Linked DNA regions of Homo sapiens: regions 1 and 3 are each linked to region 2. Evidence: chromatin loops called from intact Hi-C (ENCODE). Cell type or tissue: chondrocyte. All regions are shown on one strand. Each heading gives the region's core, and the rest is flanking DNA. Links, peaks and the distances in the headings are about the cores only.

The links. Hi-C counts contacts between places; a loop is a spot of excess contacts. Peaks named below come from ENCODE experiments on the same cell type or tissue, not always from the same donor. Only the 100,000 strongest peaks of a DNase experiment are listed, where the experiment ranks them.
Region 1: a loop joins it to region 2, with 6 times the contacts of the local background. A loop is called at or near these places in 92 of 110 quality-filtered maps.
Region 3: a loop joins it to region 2, with 6 times the contacts of the local background. A loop is called at or near these places in 33 of 110 quality-filtered maps.

The regions. Positions count from the first base shown.
Region 1 is chr17:698,047-703,046 of GRCh38, reverse strand. It overlaps VPS53 (VPS53 subunit of GARP complex), which reads left to right. Exons shown (of 22, transcript NM_001128159.3): 3 at 3,667-3,716. Among named protein-coding and RNA genes, the nearest start is that of VPS53, 14 kb to the left of the region's middle. In chondrocyte, for the core only: CTCF peaks have their summits at 2,138 and 2,354 (motif pointing right); no DNase peak of the experiment used is centred there.
Region 2 is chr17:409,723-416,231 of GRCh38, reverse strand. It overlaps LIAT1 (ligand of ATE1), which reads right to left and starts at 5,907. Exons shown (of 2, transcript NM_001013672.5): 1 at 5,586-5,907; 2 at 1,566-3,084. The coding sequence starts at 5,889. The coding sequence ends at 2,117. It overlaps LOC105371430 (a long non-coding RNA gene), which reads left to right and starts at 2,209. Exons shown (of 3, transcript NR_136407.1): 1 at 2,209-2,253; 2 at 2,819-3,103. RefSeq lists a silencer at 5,766-5,855. In chondrocyte, for the core only: CTCF peaks have their summits at 3,583 and 3,809 (motif pointing left); no DNase peak of the experiment used is centred there.
Region 3 is chr17:993,820-998,819 of GRCh38, reverse strand. TIMM22 (translocase of inner mitochondrial membrane 22) reads right to left here and starts at 1,691. Exons shown (of 4, transcript NM_013337.4): 1 at 1,440-1,691; 2 at 1-41. The coding sequence starts at 1,677. RefSeq lists an enhancer at 978-1,669. In chondrocyte, for the core only: a CTCF peak has its summit at 2,143; DNase peaks (open chromatin) are centred at 1,712 and 2,116.

The DNA of each region.
Region 1 (5,000 bases), core at 1-5,000, 290 kb before region 2:
TGGTAGAGACAGGGTTTTGCCAGGTTGCCCAGAGACTGGTCTTGAACTGCTGAGCTTAGGAAACCCACGTACCTTGGCCTCCCAAAGTGTTGGGATTACAGGCATGAGCCACCATGCCCGGCCTCCGCCTCCATAGTTCCCAATCTTAACGTTGAAGAGGAGAAAAGTGTGCCTCGCCTGGCAGAGGGGATTAAGGGAAATAATTTCTGTGAAGTGCCTGCAATTGTTGCCTAGGAGATCCACATTAAATGCTAGCAGCCTTTCCCTTTCCCCTCCAGCAGAAAGCCTGGAAATGAAGGGAAAACAGTCACCCAAAGGCCACCTGACTATCAAATAGTGTAACTTTAGGATATTTCTTTCTCTTCTATTTATTTATTTATTGAGACAGAGTCTCCTTCTGTTATCCAGGCTGGAGTGCAGTGGCGCGATCTCGGCTCACCGCAACCTCTGCTTCCTGGGTTCAAGCAGTTCTCCTGCCTCAGCCTCCCGAGTAGCTGGGATTACAGGCACCTGCCACCACGCCCGGCTAATTTTTTTTTGTATTTTTAGTAGAGACGGGGTTTCACCATATTGGCCTGGCTGGTCTCGAACTCCTGACCTTGTGATCCGCCCACCTCGGCCTCAAAGTGCTGGGATTACAGGCATGAGCCACCGCGCCCAGCCTATTTTTATTTTATTTTTATTTATTTTTTCTTTTTGAGATTGTCACCCATCACCCAGGCTACAGTTCAGTGGCTCCATCACAGCTCACTGTGCCCTGGAATTTACAGACTCAATCAGTCTTCTTTCCTCAGCCTAATAAGCAGATTGTACTACAGGCGTGTGCTACCATACCCGGCTAATTTTTCTATTTTTTTGTAGAGACGGAGTTTCACCACGTTGTCCAGGTTGGTCTCTAACTCTTGGGCTCTAGCAGTCCACCCACCTCAGCCTCCCAAAGGACAGACATAAGCCTCCACACCCGGCCTCTGTTCTTTTTAAAAGCTACATTCATTATATTATAAAAATGATATTATAGGGCCGGGTGCACTGCCTCATGCCTGTAATCCCAGTGCTTTGGGAGGCCAAGGCGGGAGCATTGCTTGAAGCCAGGAATTCAAGATCAGCTTGGACAGCATAGCAAGACCCTGTGTTTATAACAAAATAATAAAATTAGCCAGGCTCAGTGCATGTACCTTTTTGTTCCTAGCCACTCAGGAGGCTGGGGTGGGAGGATTGCTTGAGCCCAGGAGTTTGAGGTTACAGTGAGCTATGATTGCACCACTGCACTCCAGCCTTGGTGACAGAGTGAGCCGCCATCTTAAAGGTAGGCTATTTGATATTATAAAAATACTTGCTATCATAAAATGATATTAGAAATGTTTTCCTCTTGGCCAGGCGCGGTGGCTCATACCTGTAATCCTAGCACTTTGGGAGGCCAAGGCGGGCAGATCACGAGGTCAAGAGATCGAGACCATCCTGGCCAACGTGGTGAAACCCCGTCTCTACTAAAAATACAAAAATTAGCTGGGCGTGGTGGCATGTGCCTGTAATCCCAGCTACTCGGGAGGCTGAGGCAGGAGAATCGCTTGAACCAGGGAGTCGGAGGTTGCAGTGAGCCGAGATCGCGCCATTGCACTCCAGCCTGGTGACAGAGCTAGTCTCCATCACACACAAAAATATATGTATATATATAATTATATATAAATTAAAGTAATTTTTCTGAGATTCGTTTTTCTTTTTTTTTGAGACAGGGCTGTTTAGCCCAGGCTGGAGTGCAGTGGTGCAAACATGACTTACTGCAGCCTCGACCTTCTGGGCTCAGGTGATCCTCCCACCTCAGCCTCCTGAGTACCTGGGACTGCAAGCACATGCCACCATGCCTGGCTAACTTTTTTTTATTTTTTGGAGAGATGGGATCTCACTGTATTGTCTGGGCTGGTCTTGAATTCCTGGATTTAAGTGATCCTCCCACCTTAGCCTCCCAAAGTGCTGGGATTACAGGCATGAGCCATCACGTCCAGCCTGAGATTCATTTTTACCTCAAGCTGTTCTTGGATTTCTGAAAATTCTGAGTAACTGTTGGCTTGGTCAGAACAGTAGGATGAGCTGTGACAACCCAGTCTGACATCTCAAACACTCATGGCCTGTTTCTCTTACCAGACCTGCTCCTGGAAGGCACCTGGCCTCCTCCTCCCATCAGAGGTAGCCAGAAGCAATTTATAAGCATATTTCCTACAATATCCCTAATTCCTTCTGAGATAAAATATTTGTTAAGGGAGAGAGGAAGAGGATTTATTAAATTGTATTTTGAAAACTTGAATTAAAATAGTACTATAAAATTGTACCTCCTCTTGTCCATTAGGGGGCACCATTTCCTCACATTTTCTCATCTCTAAGGTCAGAAGTGATCCCTTTGTTTTAATTGTTGTTATAATAAGCTTATTATAATCACAGTAGTAGTGCATAGTCAATAATTATAAAATACAGACAAAAAGAAGAAAATATTTTTTTTTGAGACAGAGTTTTGCTCTTGTTGCCCAGGCTGGAGTGCAATGGCACATTCTCAGCTCACTGCAACCTCTGCCTCCCGGGTTCAAGCGATTCTCCTGCCGCAGCCTCTTGAGTAGTTGGGACAACAGGTGCCCACCACCAAGCCTGCCTAATTTTTTTTTTTTTGTATTTTTAGTAGAGATGGGGTTTCGCCATGACGGTCTGGCTGGTCTCAAACTCCTGACCTCAGGTGATCCGCCTGCCTTGGCCTCCCAAAGTGCTGGGATTACAGGCGTGAGCCACTGCACCCGGCCCAAGAAGAAAAATTTGAAATCACTTCTTTTCATATTGCAATACGTAGTTGATAGATTATAGCTACTAATGCTGCAACTACTAATACATTACAATTACTCCTATCTATCCTTCCAGACTTTTTTCTAGTGGATCTATATAATAAAAAATAAATTTGTGTATTTATTGAAGTATAACATAATACAGAGGAGTACACAAATCTTAAGGGTACAACTTGATGAAGTTTCACAAAATGAACATAGCCATGTAACTGCCACCCAGATCAAGAAATAAAACATTTAAAAAAATCTTCAGAAGGCCTTTCCTTGCCTGTTCACTGTCACTACCTTCCCCCAGAGATAACCACTGTCCTAGCTTCTAACAGGAGAATTATGTTAGTGAAATCATATCCTCTGTCCCCTTGTGTCTGGCTTTTTCTGTGCCCCATTCCGTTAGTAAAATGTTTATCCATGGTGTTGTGCATTCATTCATTTTTGTTGCTGTATTTCGTTACGTGAATTTGTCACAATCACGTACACCATGGGTCAGCAGACTCTCCTGTAAAGGTCCAGATAGTAAATACTTCAGGCTTTGTGGCTGTACAGCGTCTTTCACGACTGCCTACCTGCCATGTTAGCTTAAGAGCAGCCGCAGGCAATATGTAAGTGAACGGGCATGGCTGTGTTCCAGTGAAACTTTATTTACAAAAAACAGGGGCTGGGCTAGATGTGGCTGTAGCTTCCAACTACTGCTTTACTTTTTTTTTTTTTAAAGCAAAACTCATATCATGTGATTAAATTTTTTGAGATTTCATAAGTAGCTATTATAGCACATCATTTTCCTGTGAAAGAGGAATTCCAGGAAGTGGACTAACAGCTGGGCACTCTTCCTTCTTTATTGTAGTCTCTGGCGAACATAGACGAAGTCGTGAACAAAATTAGGCTGAAAATAAGGTGAGTAAAGCTGTGTGATTGTTCATAATTAATGAAAAGTATATTGTTAATTTAGTTAATCACATTCTGGATCACATTTTTCTGTGAGAGCACTGAAATCTCAAGTTTGCCATAGATGGTAATATAATTCCTTTTAAAATTTTTATTATTTATTTATTTATTTTTGAGACGGATTTTTGCTCATTGCCTAGGCTGGAGTGCAATGGTGTGATCTTGGCTCACTGCAACCTCCACCTCCCAGGTTCAAGTGATTCTCCTGCCTTAGCCTCCCTAGTAGCTGGGATTACAGGTGTGAGCCACCACGCCTGGCAAATTTTGTACTTTTAGTAGAGACGGGGTTTCACCATGTTGGTCAGGCTGGTCTCGAACTCCTGACCTCAAGTGATCCACCTGCCTTCGCCTCCCAACGTGCTGGGATGACAGGGGTGAGCCACCGCACCCGGCCATATAATTATTTTATCCATATGAACTTTGTGGCAAGGAACTCAATGCTTTGGCCAGTCTTCAATTCTTCATACAAAAGGAAGGAAGCTGTGATAGAGTCTACTCAAAACATCTTTTGTAATTATAGAAGGAGGCAAAAGCTTTTCTGATAGATTTTTTTTTTCTTTTTTTCTGTTTTTTTTTCAAAACAAGGTCTTACTCTGTGTCCCAGGCTGGAGCGTACTGGTGCAGTTACAGCTCACTGCAGCCTCGAACTCCTGGGCTCAAGTGATCCTCCCACCTCAGCCTCCTGAGTAGCTGGGACTACAGGCGCACCACCACACTTTGCTAATGTTTATATTTTTTGTAGAGATGGGGTTTCGCCTTGTTGGCTAGGCTGGTCTCAAACTGCTGAGCTCAAGCAATCTGCCTGCCTCAGTCTCCCACATCTACTAGATTTTTTTTTTTTTTTTTTGAGATGGAGTCTGGCTCTGTCACCCAGGCTAGAGTGCAGTGGTGTGATCTTGGCTTACTGTAATCTCCACCTCCCAGGTTCGAGCAATTCTTGAGCCTCAGCCACCCAAGTAGCTGGAATTATAGGCATGCACCACCATGCCCAGCTAATTTTTGTGTTTTTAGTAGTTACAGGGTTACACTGTGTTGGCCAGGCTGGTCTTGAACTCCTAGCCTCAAGTGATCTGCCTGCCTTGGCCTCCCAAAGTGCTAGGATTATAGGTGTGAGCCATTCTGTCTGTCCTTCGACTAGCTTTTTAATGGCTTTATTTCCCTGTTTTTGTGGATTTACCTGTTTTTGTGTTCCCAAGGCTTAGACATGAAGATGGGCTTATATGTGTATCCCTT
Region 2 (6,509 bases), core at 726-5,725:
CCATGGAGAGCAGAGGACAGGCCTGGCCTCAGCACAGGGAGGCCCGTTCCTGTCTGCTAACCATTCTCCATGGCAGGAGAGGACTCTTCCAAATGTCTCTTCAGTATATTTTGACAGGGTGCAAGGGCAAATGTGGAAACTGTAACTGGCCTTTTAAGGAAGGGTCAGAAGAGGGCTGCTCTGCCAGCCCAGAGCTAGCAGGGACCACGATGCCCACTTAACTTTTTTTTCTTTTTTCGGACAGAGTCTTGCTCTGTTGCCCAGGGTGGAGTGCAGTGGCACCATCTTGGCTCTGCCACCTCCGCCTCCTGGGTTCAAGCGATTCTCCTGCCTCGGCCTCCTGAGGAGCTGGGACTACAGGCACCTGCAACCATACCTGGTTAATTCTGTACTTTTACCAGAGACAGGGTTTCACCATATTAGCCAGGCTGGTCTCGAATGCCCGACCTCAGATGATCCACCTGCCCCAGCCTCCCAGTGTTGGGATAATAGGCCTGAGCCACTGCGCCCAGCCATTTTCACTTAACTTTCAAATGAGCATTCTGTGATGTCTGTATCGGCTTTAACCTCTCCTGTGTACAGTGTACATTCATTTTTTGTCTACCCCAGAACACTGTAACCTCTTGAAGGTCAGGAATCTCATCTTAGCCCTCCATGCTGTCCCTCTCAGACCCACGGTGTTGCTGAGGTAGCTGAGGCTTCCCCAGAGACCACCCTTTTCCTTTGGACCTTTCAGCTAGAAATGCCAGGAGAGACACACACACACACACACACACACACACACACACACACACCTTTCAGCTAGAAATGCCAGGACACACACACACACACACACACACACACACACAACCTTTCAGCTAGAAATGCCAGGACACACACACACACACACACACACACACACACACACACACGACCAGCCCTCGGCCAATGCCTTTGGGGAGTATAAATACCCCAGCTTCCTCACCCCCAGGTGGGATAATTCTAGAAGTGGGTTTCCCTGTGGAATTAAGCCCAGTATGAAAGCTGGCCTAATAGTCCCTGGAAGGGGGGCCAGACACAGTGGCTCATATGCCTGTAATGTTGTGGAAGGCCAAGGTGGGAGGACTGCTTGAGGCCAGGAGTTCGAGACCAGCCTGGGCAACATAGTGAGACCACACCCCCTCCAATCTCTACAAAAAATTTTTAAAATTAGCCAGGCGTGGTGGCACTCACCTATAGTCCCTGCTACTTAGGGGGCTGAGGCGGGAGGATCATCTGAGCCCACGAGGTGGAGTGCAGTGAGAGCTATGATTTCGCCACTGGTACTCCAGCCTGGGCAACAGAGCGGGATCCTGTCTAAAAAGAAAAGTCCCAGGATTGGCCGTCTTCCCTTCTCTGTATCACCCTCTACTCATCCTTTCTTCACCTCCCAGATAATCTACTTGCATTTGAACCCTCGTCTCAGGGGCTGCTTCTGGGAGAGCACAAACGACGACAGCACGTGGCCCTCACTCACTGGCTACTTGTGGAGGGGAGGAATGTGTATTTAGGAGACGCGGCGTAGCGAGGCTTTTTATAATGGAGGATTAGGAGAGGACCATGTTTATGAAAGAAGCAGTATTCCTCTTGGGACTTCCCATGGTAACTTCCCAGGGATGGAGTTCTGGAACCCACTTATTTGAGGCCATATAAAGGCAGGCCATGCATTTAATTAAAACAGAAAAAGGCTCCAAGAGGTTCAGGGCATCGTCCTCCGGCCAACAGAAGCAGGTACCGTGTGAGGAGTTTCACCATGAGATTGAGACTTAAGAGGTAAATCATCTACACGCTTTCTTTTCTTTTTGGGGCAGATTATAGACATCTAGCTGTGGTGAGAAATTAAGTAACAGAGATGCTTACTTAAGAAAAAGGAAATTCTGAAAAGAACTCTGTTCACTAAATTGCTTATGTTCTCAAGGCACTGTGGCTCTCCTGGGCAACCGAGGGCAGCTTGGTGATGGGAGAGTCGGCGTCGTCCGTGTACCGAACATCTGTTTCCTTCAGATACGGGTCTCATTTCCTTTTATGATGATGGTTTTTAACACATAAACTTGTGGTGAGGAGGAATTATAAGTTTGTGAGCGTCGTGGGTAGATTTTCACTCCAGCAGAGTAGGAGCTAAGTCAGAGTGTAGAAGCTTTGGGGTAAGGTTTCCTTCAAAACAGAGATTGGGGCACTCGGCTTTCGACGTGGGCTGCCTGTGGCTGGAGCTGCCATCTTTGTCCGAGAGGTAGGGTAAGTTCTCAGGGGCCTCCTCGGCATTGGGGTCAGTGTGGAAGCCCTTGAGGGCCTCGGGGTCGGGGTGGAAGCCCTTGAGGGCCTCGGGGTCGGGGTGGAAGCCCTTGAGGGCCTCGGGGTCGGGGTGGAAGCCCTTGAGGGCCTTGGGGTCGGGGTGGAAGCCCTTGAGGGCCTCGGGGTCAGTGTGGAAACCCTTGAGGGCCTTGGGGTCGGGGTGGAAGCCCTTGAGGGCCTTGGGGTCGGGGTGGAAGCCCTTGAGGGCCTCGGGGTCAATGTGGAAACCCTTGAGGGCCTCGGGGTCAGTGTGGAAACCCTTGAGGGCCTCAGGGTCGGGGTGGAAGCCCTTGAGGGCCTCGGGGTCGGGGTGGAAGCCCTTGAGAGCCTCGGGGTCGGGGTGGATGCCCTTGAGGGCCTCGGGGTCGGGGTGGAAGCCCTTGAGGGCCTCGGGGTCGGGGTGGAAGCCCTTGAGGGCGTCGGGGTCGGGGTGGAAGCCCTTGAGGGCCTCGGGGTCGGGGTGGAAGCCCTTGAGGGCCAAGCACCGGTACCGTTTTCTCCGATTCAGTTTATAGATGCGAATCCTTTCCTTCTCTGCCTCCGGGTCAGCAAGAATTCCATCCCAACGCAGACTTTCGTTGATCCGATTCGCAAGGTTCTCTATTTCGGCAAAGTCGGGGAGGCTGACGGTGGAGGAGTCAGAAGGGAGGTGCTTCTTTTCCACTTTGCTCTGTCTGTGCTCTGGTTTCGGGCCACGCTCTTTGCAAGGACTTAAGATGTCATGAAAGGAGGAAGAAAGCGGCTGGCTCTTCAGGCTCTGACTCTGATGTTTATCTGCTGAGTAGATGAGCAGGTTAGTGTTTGTGGCAATGTCTGACCTTGGCCTGCTGGGGATGGTGCCAAAATCACCCAAGATGGAAGAGGAGGATGGGGGCCCCTCCGTACCCAGGGCTCAGGCTGCCAAGCCCACCAGCCTCGTGCCCACCTGCCTGTGTGATTTTGCTGAAATCATTTCAGGGCAGGAGGAACCATTCATTGAGCACACAGTCTGAGCCAGGCCGTCTGGGTAAAGGCGATCGGCCCTATTCTTCGGGTGAGGAAACCGAAGCTCCAAAAGGTTCAGGAACTTGCCAATGTCATGAGCGAGTGGCAGAGCTGGGACCTGAGTGCAGGCTGGGCCCCCAATGCCCCATTCTTTCCACTGGGCCGTGCTGCCCTCATCCATCCTCGCCATGTGCTCACCACGGCCATTCCCAGTTCTGGGAGTCTGTGACTCTACCCTAGTCTAGACACTTTATGATGGAAGGAACGGAAAACAACAGAAAAGCTTCCTAAATTTGACTGAAAGCAGTATTATGCCAAGCCAGAAATACTTCTGCTGTATGGCTTGTACTGATTTTTTTTTTTAACATCAATAGCACTTCAGAATTATTTAACATGCACATAAAATGCTACAAATTGTGGTTCTTTCATCAGCTCGTCCTTTTATTTTAGGGGAGAGAGAAAGAAATCATCTTTTGACATTTCCCTCCCTTGCTACGCCCTGGAAACTATCTGGTGCCCCCTGCTGATGGTATGAGGCACATGTCACTGTAATTTCTACAGTGAAAAGCTACGCCAAAAGGACAATGAACTGCCAAATTTCTTTTTGCAGATACACACAGGGCTTTTTTTTTTTTTGAGACTGAGTCTCACTCTGCCACCCAGGCTGGAGCACAGTGGCACAATCTTGGCTCACTGCAACCTCCGCCTCTCAGGTTCAAGCAATTCTAGGTGCCTGCCACCATGCCCAGCTAATTTTTGTATTTTCAGTAGAGACGGGGTTTCACCATGTTGGCCAGGCTGGTCTTGAATTCCCAAAGTGCTGGGATTACAGGCGTGAGCCATGTGCCCAGCCACACAGGGCTTCTTGACCTGAACTGCAGAATTTTCTTGCCTTTGTATTACGCCTGAGAAGTACTTATCATCTTCCCATTGCTCCCTTCCCACACTGCACGGTCCATATGGGCGAGGCTGCCACTCTGCCTCCTGCTTGCCTTGGTGCCAGCTCTGCCACAGAGGGCCAGGCCCCAGAACTGGAGCTTAGAGCCCTCTCCCAGACAGCCAAAGCCACTGAGGTGGACCACACGGGCGACAGTGGCCTCACAGCACTCACGGGCACCTGCATTCTCTGTCACTGCTGTGCTCTCTCTCCTCAAAGTGGGTGCTCAGTCCCCTTGTCAAGAAATGTAGGGGTTCTACAAGAAGAGCTTGGTGAGATGTAGGGACTGGGGTTTATGGCAGGTAGGGTATGTGTGTTTGTGAAGGTGTCCCTGAGAGAGACTGCAATTCCTGCCTGCATATGACTACACACGCGAATGGATAACGTATTAACAGTCTGTGTGTGTAGACTAGGAATGTGTGTGCATGAGGGGGATCTGTGCTTTAGTTTTCTTGTTTGTTTTTTTGAGAGACAGGGTCTTGCTTGTTGCCCAGGCTGGAGTGCAATGGTGCGATCATAGCTCACTGCAGCCTGGAAGTCCTGGGTTCAAGTGATCCTCCCACCTCGGCCTCCCAAAGTGCTCGGATTACAGGTGTGAGCCACTGCGTCCCGCCCTTTAGTTTCACTGTTGGTGTTACATTGATAGAAGGTGGGGGGAGTGGTTGAGGGTGTCCCCCGCCCTTTAGTTTCACTGTGGGTGTTACACTGATATGAAGCGGGGAGTGGTTGAGGGTGTCAGGGATTATAGGAGGATGTCACAGTGACTGGTGTCATGGGGTTTGTGCAGTCCAAGGCTGCCCCTTGGTGGGTGCGAGGGGGAGCCCATGCAGCGAGGACCTTTAATACACACGTCTGTGGGTGTGGGTGTCTACCGCGCATCCACAGGCAGGCAGCCTTAACGCAAGAGGGTGGGAGGAGGGGAGGCAGGAGTCTGCCCTTCTCTGTGCATGAGAGTGAGGGCCTTTCATGTGGCATCAATGTGTTTGGGGTGGGGAAAGTGTCTTGTGAGGAGGGCCTCTGTGGGGAAGGCGCAGACGTTTAAGACTGCCAGTTTTGGCTGAGGGATTAGGAAGTTGAGAGGGTGTCTTTGTGTGGGGCTGGAAGGCTCTTAGGAATGGTGGATATCTGTAGGGGTCTCTGTGTGGGGCTAAGGGACCGCAGAGTTGGTGGATGGTCTCCACGGGTGGGGCTGGGGCATCAACGTGCTGCTGACGGGCATGTGTGGGGAGCAGGAGGACCTCGGTCCGGGACCACTGAGCTTCTGTTTCCGGTCTGAAGGGTAAATGGGGGGTGGGTCCCCAAAGAGTCTCCAGGGAACCGGAGCTGACGCAGCCGGGCTAGCTGCTCCTCTTACCGTCCCCCTTGCCAGACCCCTTGGTCTTCTTCTTCCTTTTTTTCTTCTTCACCTTCCGTTTGGCCAGCTCGGAGGCGCCGCCTGTGATGGGGGGCAGTCTAGACCCCCGCGGGCCCGCGGCGCCGCCCTCCCGCTCCTCCTCCTCGCCGTCGTTGTCCTTGTACCCCATTGTCCCCGCCCCACCGCGGCGGTCCAGCCGCCCGCTGGGCTGCAACCCAACCCGCCCCGGGGGCGCCCGAGGCCCGATGCCGACTAATCGGCGACTCTCAGCGCGGACCGCCAGGCCAGGGCCACGCGTCTCCATGGCGACCACCCCTGCTGCGCCTGCGCAGTCAGGACGCTTCCGCCCGGTGCCCCACGGACCGCGGTGTGCGCATGCGTGCTTCCGTCTTTTGGCGACCTTGGCACACAGCGGTGTGCGCATGTGTGCTTCTGTCGGGGATCTCGAGAACAGAGCGTTGTGCGCATGCGTACATCTGTCGGAGTGCTAGGTACGCAGCGGTGCGCGCATGCGTGCTTCCATCTGTTGGCGATACCGGCACAGCGATGTGCGCATGCGTGCTTCTGTCTGCGGAGACCTCCGCGCATAGAAGTGTGCGCATGCGTGCGTCTGTCGGAAACCTCCGCACACAGAGGTGTGCGCATGCGTGCTTCTGTCGGGGACCGCGGCGCACGGTGGTTCGCCCATGCTTGCTTTTGTCTGTTGGAATCTGGACAGTTGACCGCAGGAAGGGGAGGGTGGGCAGAGAGATTTTAAATCCCTGGGCTGACACTCATCTCGTCCAGTCCCGTGCCTCGATCCTCCTGCCTTGGCCTCCCATCCCCACGCCTGGCTAAGAGTTTTGATTTTTGGTTTCAGGCTGGTCTCGAACTCCTGGGCTCCATCGATCTTCCCGCCTCGGCCTCCTAGATCGCTGGGATCAC
Region 3 (5,000 bases), core at 1-5,000, 580 kb before region 2:
GCCAGCGGTAAACACCCCAAATGCACCTCCTAAGACAAATCCTAGAAGCAAACACAGAGATGAAGGTGTCTTTGGCATGTTTTCTGCATTACTCTATTGGGATCATCCTGGAAGGGACCATGCTTTTGGATGACCACCGGTGCAGAGGACACCCCCCTCTTGCCACTCAAACTCTCCACTTGCCTGGAGACTTGCAATCCAGGGTCTATGTTACTGACATCATCTTCTCCGTCTCTAAGATTTCTTCCTCCTGTCATTCCCTAACATTTCTCAAGATTCCATCTTTAACCCTCTATTCTCTCTACATTCTCTCATATGTAAACCAGCCACCCTCAACTTCAGCTATCAACTTTGCAAATCACTCTCTTGGCCACTGTGACATTCACAGTAATGCTTTACTGAGCACATGCCAGTATGCCACAGCCTCATTCATTCTTCACAATAATCCAGTGAGACAGATGCTATTAGCCTCTCCTTTCTATAAACTGAGGCTCAGAGAGGTTAAGCAACTTCTCCCAAGGCCACACAGCTACCTAATGGCAAATCCCACACTGCTGCCACATCTGTCCTTCCTGAGCCGGCTGGACATGTCCAGATGGATGCCCTCTCATGACCTCATGGTCAATATGAGTTTAATAAAATCATGGGCACCTCCCCTTCAACTTAAGGGAAAAACAGAAGGACAAGTGCAGACTTCGTCTCTCCTTGCTCGGGGCTGTCTAGTCACAATGGTCTTTCAGTTTTTCAAACCTCAAACAACTGCTGCCCTAGAGTCGTCTGCATGTGCATTTCCATATGTCTGCATCCTTCCTCTGCAGTGTTCCTGCTCAACATTCTTCTCCACATAGTATAATACAGGCCCCATGAAGACCAGGCTCTTGTCTCTTTCACCTGGCACGTGATATTGCTTAGGAACAATTTGTTGAAAGAATTATTTAAGAGAATGAATTTAAGGGAATGAACGGATGAATGAAGTCACCCACGTAATAACTTTTTGTTGTTGTTTTTGAGACGGAGTCTCGCTCTGTCGCCCAGGCTGGAGAGCAGTGGCACATCTCGGCTCACTGCAAGCTCCGCCTCCTGGGTTCAAGCGATTCTCCTGCCTCAACCTCCCGAATAGCTGGGACTACAGGCGCCCACCACCACGTCCAGCTAATTTTTTGTATTTTTAGTAGAGACGGGGTTTCACCGTGTTAGCCAGGATGTCATGTAATAACTTTCAGGCCCCAACCACAGCACCGATTCTCTAACCCAATTTTCATCAGGAAAGCCGGCCTGAGGGGGCAGGAGAGGTGACGCCCGATTCACGAACGAGGCGAGGGTGTGGTCAAGGTCAAGGCCCGCAGTCCCTCGCCTCCCAGGCGCGTGGTCTTCTCGGCAGAGATCCCCACTGCCGTCCAGGCCCTCAGCCTCCCAAGGGTCCCATCGCCCGGCCTCACCTCCCACGCAGGCCAGCGCAGCCTTGAAAGCGCAGCTTTCCATCGCCTTCTCGATCATCTTCTGCTCCTCACTCTTGGCTGGACTTGGGATCCCGCCCAGGCTCCCAGGCTCCAGGAGCCGGGGCTGACGCTTGTCACCCACCAGGTACTGCAGGAGCAGGCTGTACTGCAGCGGAGCTTCGGCGGAACCCGCTGTCTCAGGGGCCGAGCCTCCGGCATTGGGGGCGGCCGCCGCCATGACAGTCGCTGCCCAAGCAACCCTCGCGTCCTTCTCCCCGCAGCAGATTCGACAAGCGTCACGTTGCGGGCCCTGAGACTAGCCACTGTGATGCAACGGCAGATTCGCCGCAGGAGGAAGCCGCGGCCGCAACGCTCCTGGTGCGCACACCAGCGAGACCGCTATCATGTTTCCAAAAAGAAAGCCTCTTGTGAAAATGGAATTGGGCTTGGACAGCTTTCCCCATGTCACAGACAAACGAGATTCAGATTCACCAGAAAGCGCCCTCACGGTCGGGGCTGCAGCGCGGTGAGTACCGGGATTTGTAGTTCTAATCCGACACCCAACTACATTTCCCAGGAAGCGTTGCGCGTGCTCTCGCGCCTCGGCCCCGCGCGGGGCTCTTACGAGCTCCTGAGGGGAGCGAGGAGTGGCCGCGCGCTCCGGGGCTGCCGTGCTCCGGATCGCCGGGAGGGGACGCGCGAGCATTGTCGCTGCCCTTTCCACCTCGTGCTGTCATCGGGCGGTGAGGCGTTAAATCCCGTGGTCCCGGAAGGTGCGGTGAGAGGTGGATGCTTTGTAGATAAGCGTGAACTTGTGCTGTAAATGCACGGACCGGGCGCGGGGGCTCACGCCTGTCATCCAGCACTGTGGGAGGCCGAGGCCGGTGGATCACGAGGTCAGGAGTTCGAGACCAGTCTGACAAACATGGTGAAACCCCATCTCTACTAAAAATTAAAAAAATAAAAAATAAAAAAATTAGCTGGGCATGGTGGTGCACGCCTGTATTCTCAGCTACTTAGGAGGCTGAAGCAGGAAACCCCGTCTCTACTAAAAATATAAAAATTAGCCAGGTGGCGGCAGGCGCCTGTAATCTCAGTTACTCGGGAGGCTGAGACAGGAGAATCTCTTAAACCCGGGAGGTGGAGGTTGCAGTGAGCCAAGATCGCACCATCGCACTCCAGCCTGGGCGACAAGAGCAAGACTCCGTCTCAAAAAAAAAAAAAAAAAAAAAAAAATCCTAACTGACAGCATTTGCTGACTTGTGTGGTGTTAATATCCCCATCATGGCTGATTTCAAACTACCAAGCGAGGTCATCAGTCAGAATTGGGAAGACGTACAGCAGCATGTGGTTACATGGTGTTTCTATCACACAGATACAATCTATGGAAATAACCTCAACAGCATAGATAGGAGTACAGTGTAGTAAAATTTTTAGGAGGGGATGAGTTTTGAGCACATATTACCTATTTTTAGTGTAATTTATTATAAATGTATAGAATGTAATTTTTAATAATAACTGTGCTTAACAACCAGCTCAAAAACTCCTGATAATTTGTTGCCTTACTTTTTAAAATTACTCTTTTGAGACAGAGTCTTGCTCTGTCACCCAGGTTGGAGTGCAGTGGTGCAATCTCCGCTCACTGCAACCTGCACCTCCCGGGTTTGAGCGATTCTCCTGCCTCAGCCTCCCGACTAGCTGGGATTACAGGCACATGCCACCATGCCCGGCTAATTTTTGTATTTTTAGTAGAGACAAGGTTTCACCATGTTGGCCAGGCTGGTCTCAAACTCCTGACCTCAGGTGACCCACCCACCTCGGCCTCCCAAAGTGCTTGGATTCCAGGCGTGAGTCACTGCGCCCGGCCAGTTAGGGCCTTTTTGTTATTGTTGTTAAACATTTACCATTATACCACTGCACTGCAAGCATATTTTGGGAACCAAGAACACTTCCTCCTCTTTGAGGAAACCAGAATTGGGGCCTGGAGGCAGAGAAATTGGGAATGGATTTCTGGTCATATCCAGGAAAATCCTAGGGGATGTTGGAGAGAGGTTTTCAGTCCCAAGAATGCTAACACTTTGGCATCATTTTGTACTCCTCGTATGAACAAAACGTGGCCTGGGAACACCTCTGGGCATTTAAGCACACTTTTTGCTAATGGCCTGAAGGCAGTGCCGTAGCAAGCATCTGCCTACTTGGGCCAGGGACTCTCAGAAGATGTTGATCGGAAAAGATTCCTCTGCTGGGCATGGTGGCTCACACCTGTAATCCCAGCACTTTGGGAGGCTGAGGCAGGAAAATTGCTTGAGTCTGGGAAGTTGAGACTGCAGTGAGTCATGATCGTGCCACTGCACTCCAGCATGGACGAGGGAACGAGACCCTGTCTCAAAAAAAAGAAAAAAAAAAGATTAAGTAAACAGTGGTCATTTTATTCAGAGGGCTGAAAAACAATTTCCATCAAGGGCTGCGAAAGGGCTGGGGTGTTCCATAGCCCAGGAGCCTCACAGGTATGTCTGAGTTGTAAGAGGAAGTGAAGTGTCCTTCTTTTAAGGGTCTTGGCTGGGCGCGGTGGCTCACACCTGTAATCTCAGCACTTTGGGAGGCTGAAGCAAGGTCAAGAGATCGAGACCATCCTGGCCAACATGATGAAACCCTGTCTCTGCTAAAAATACAAAAATTAGCTAGGCATAGTGGCTGCACCCCTGTAGTCCCAGCTACTCAGGAGGCTGAGGCAGCAGAATCGCTTGAACCCACGAGGCGGAGCTTGCAGTGAGCCGAGATGGTGCCACTGTACTCCGGCCTGGAGACAGACGGAGACTCCGTGTCAAAAAAAAGAAAAAAAAGGTGGGGGTTGGGTCTTTGGGGTCCCAGAGAAGAAATGGGTGGGACCTAAGGAGCCATACTGGAAACCATACTTTTGGGACATGTTGCCCGAGATGAGGATGGAATACCCCACCCGGCAGAAATGGAGACCAGACAGCTGCACAGTCTTATGTGAGGGTGGATTATGTGAGGTGGATTATGTGAGGGTGGATTATGTGAGGGGTGGATTATGTGAGGGTGGATTATGTGAGGTGGATTATGTGAGGTGGATTATGTGAATGTGGGTGGATTATGTGAGGGTGGATTATGTGAGGGTGGATTATGTGAGGGTGGATTATGTGAGGGTGGATTATGTGAGGTGGATTATGTGAGGGTGAATTATGTGAGGGTGGATTATGTGAGGTGGATTATGTGAGGGTGGATTATGTGAGGTGGATTATGTGAGGGTGGATTATGTGAGGTGGATTATGTGAGGTGGATTATGTGAGTGTGGATTATGTGAGGGTGGGTGGATTATGCGAGGTGGATTATGTGAGGTGGATTACGTGAGGGTGGATTATGTGAGGGTGGATTATGTGAGGGCGGATTATGTGAGGTGGATTATGTGAGGGTGGGTTATGTGAGGGGTGGATTATGTGAGGTGGATTATGTGAGGTGGATTATGTGAGGGGTGGATTATGTGAGGTGGATTATGTGAGGGTGGATTATGTGAGGTGGATTATGTGAGGGTGGATTATG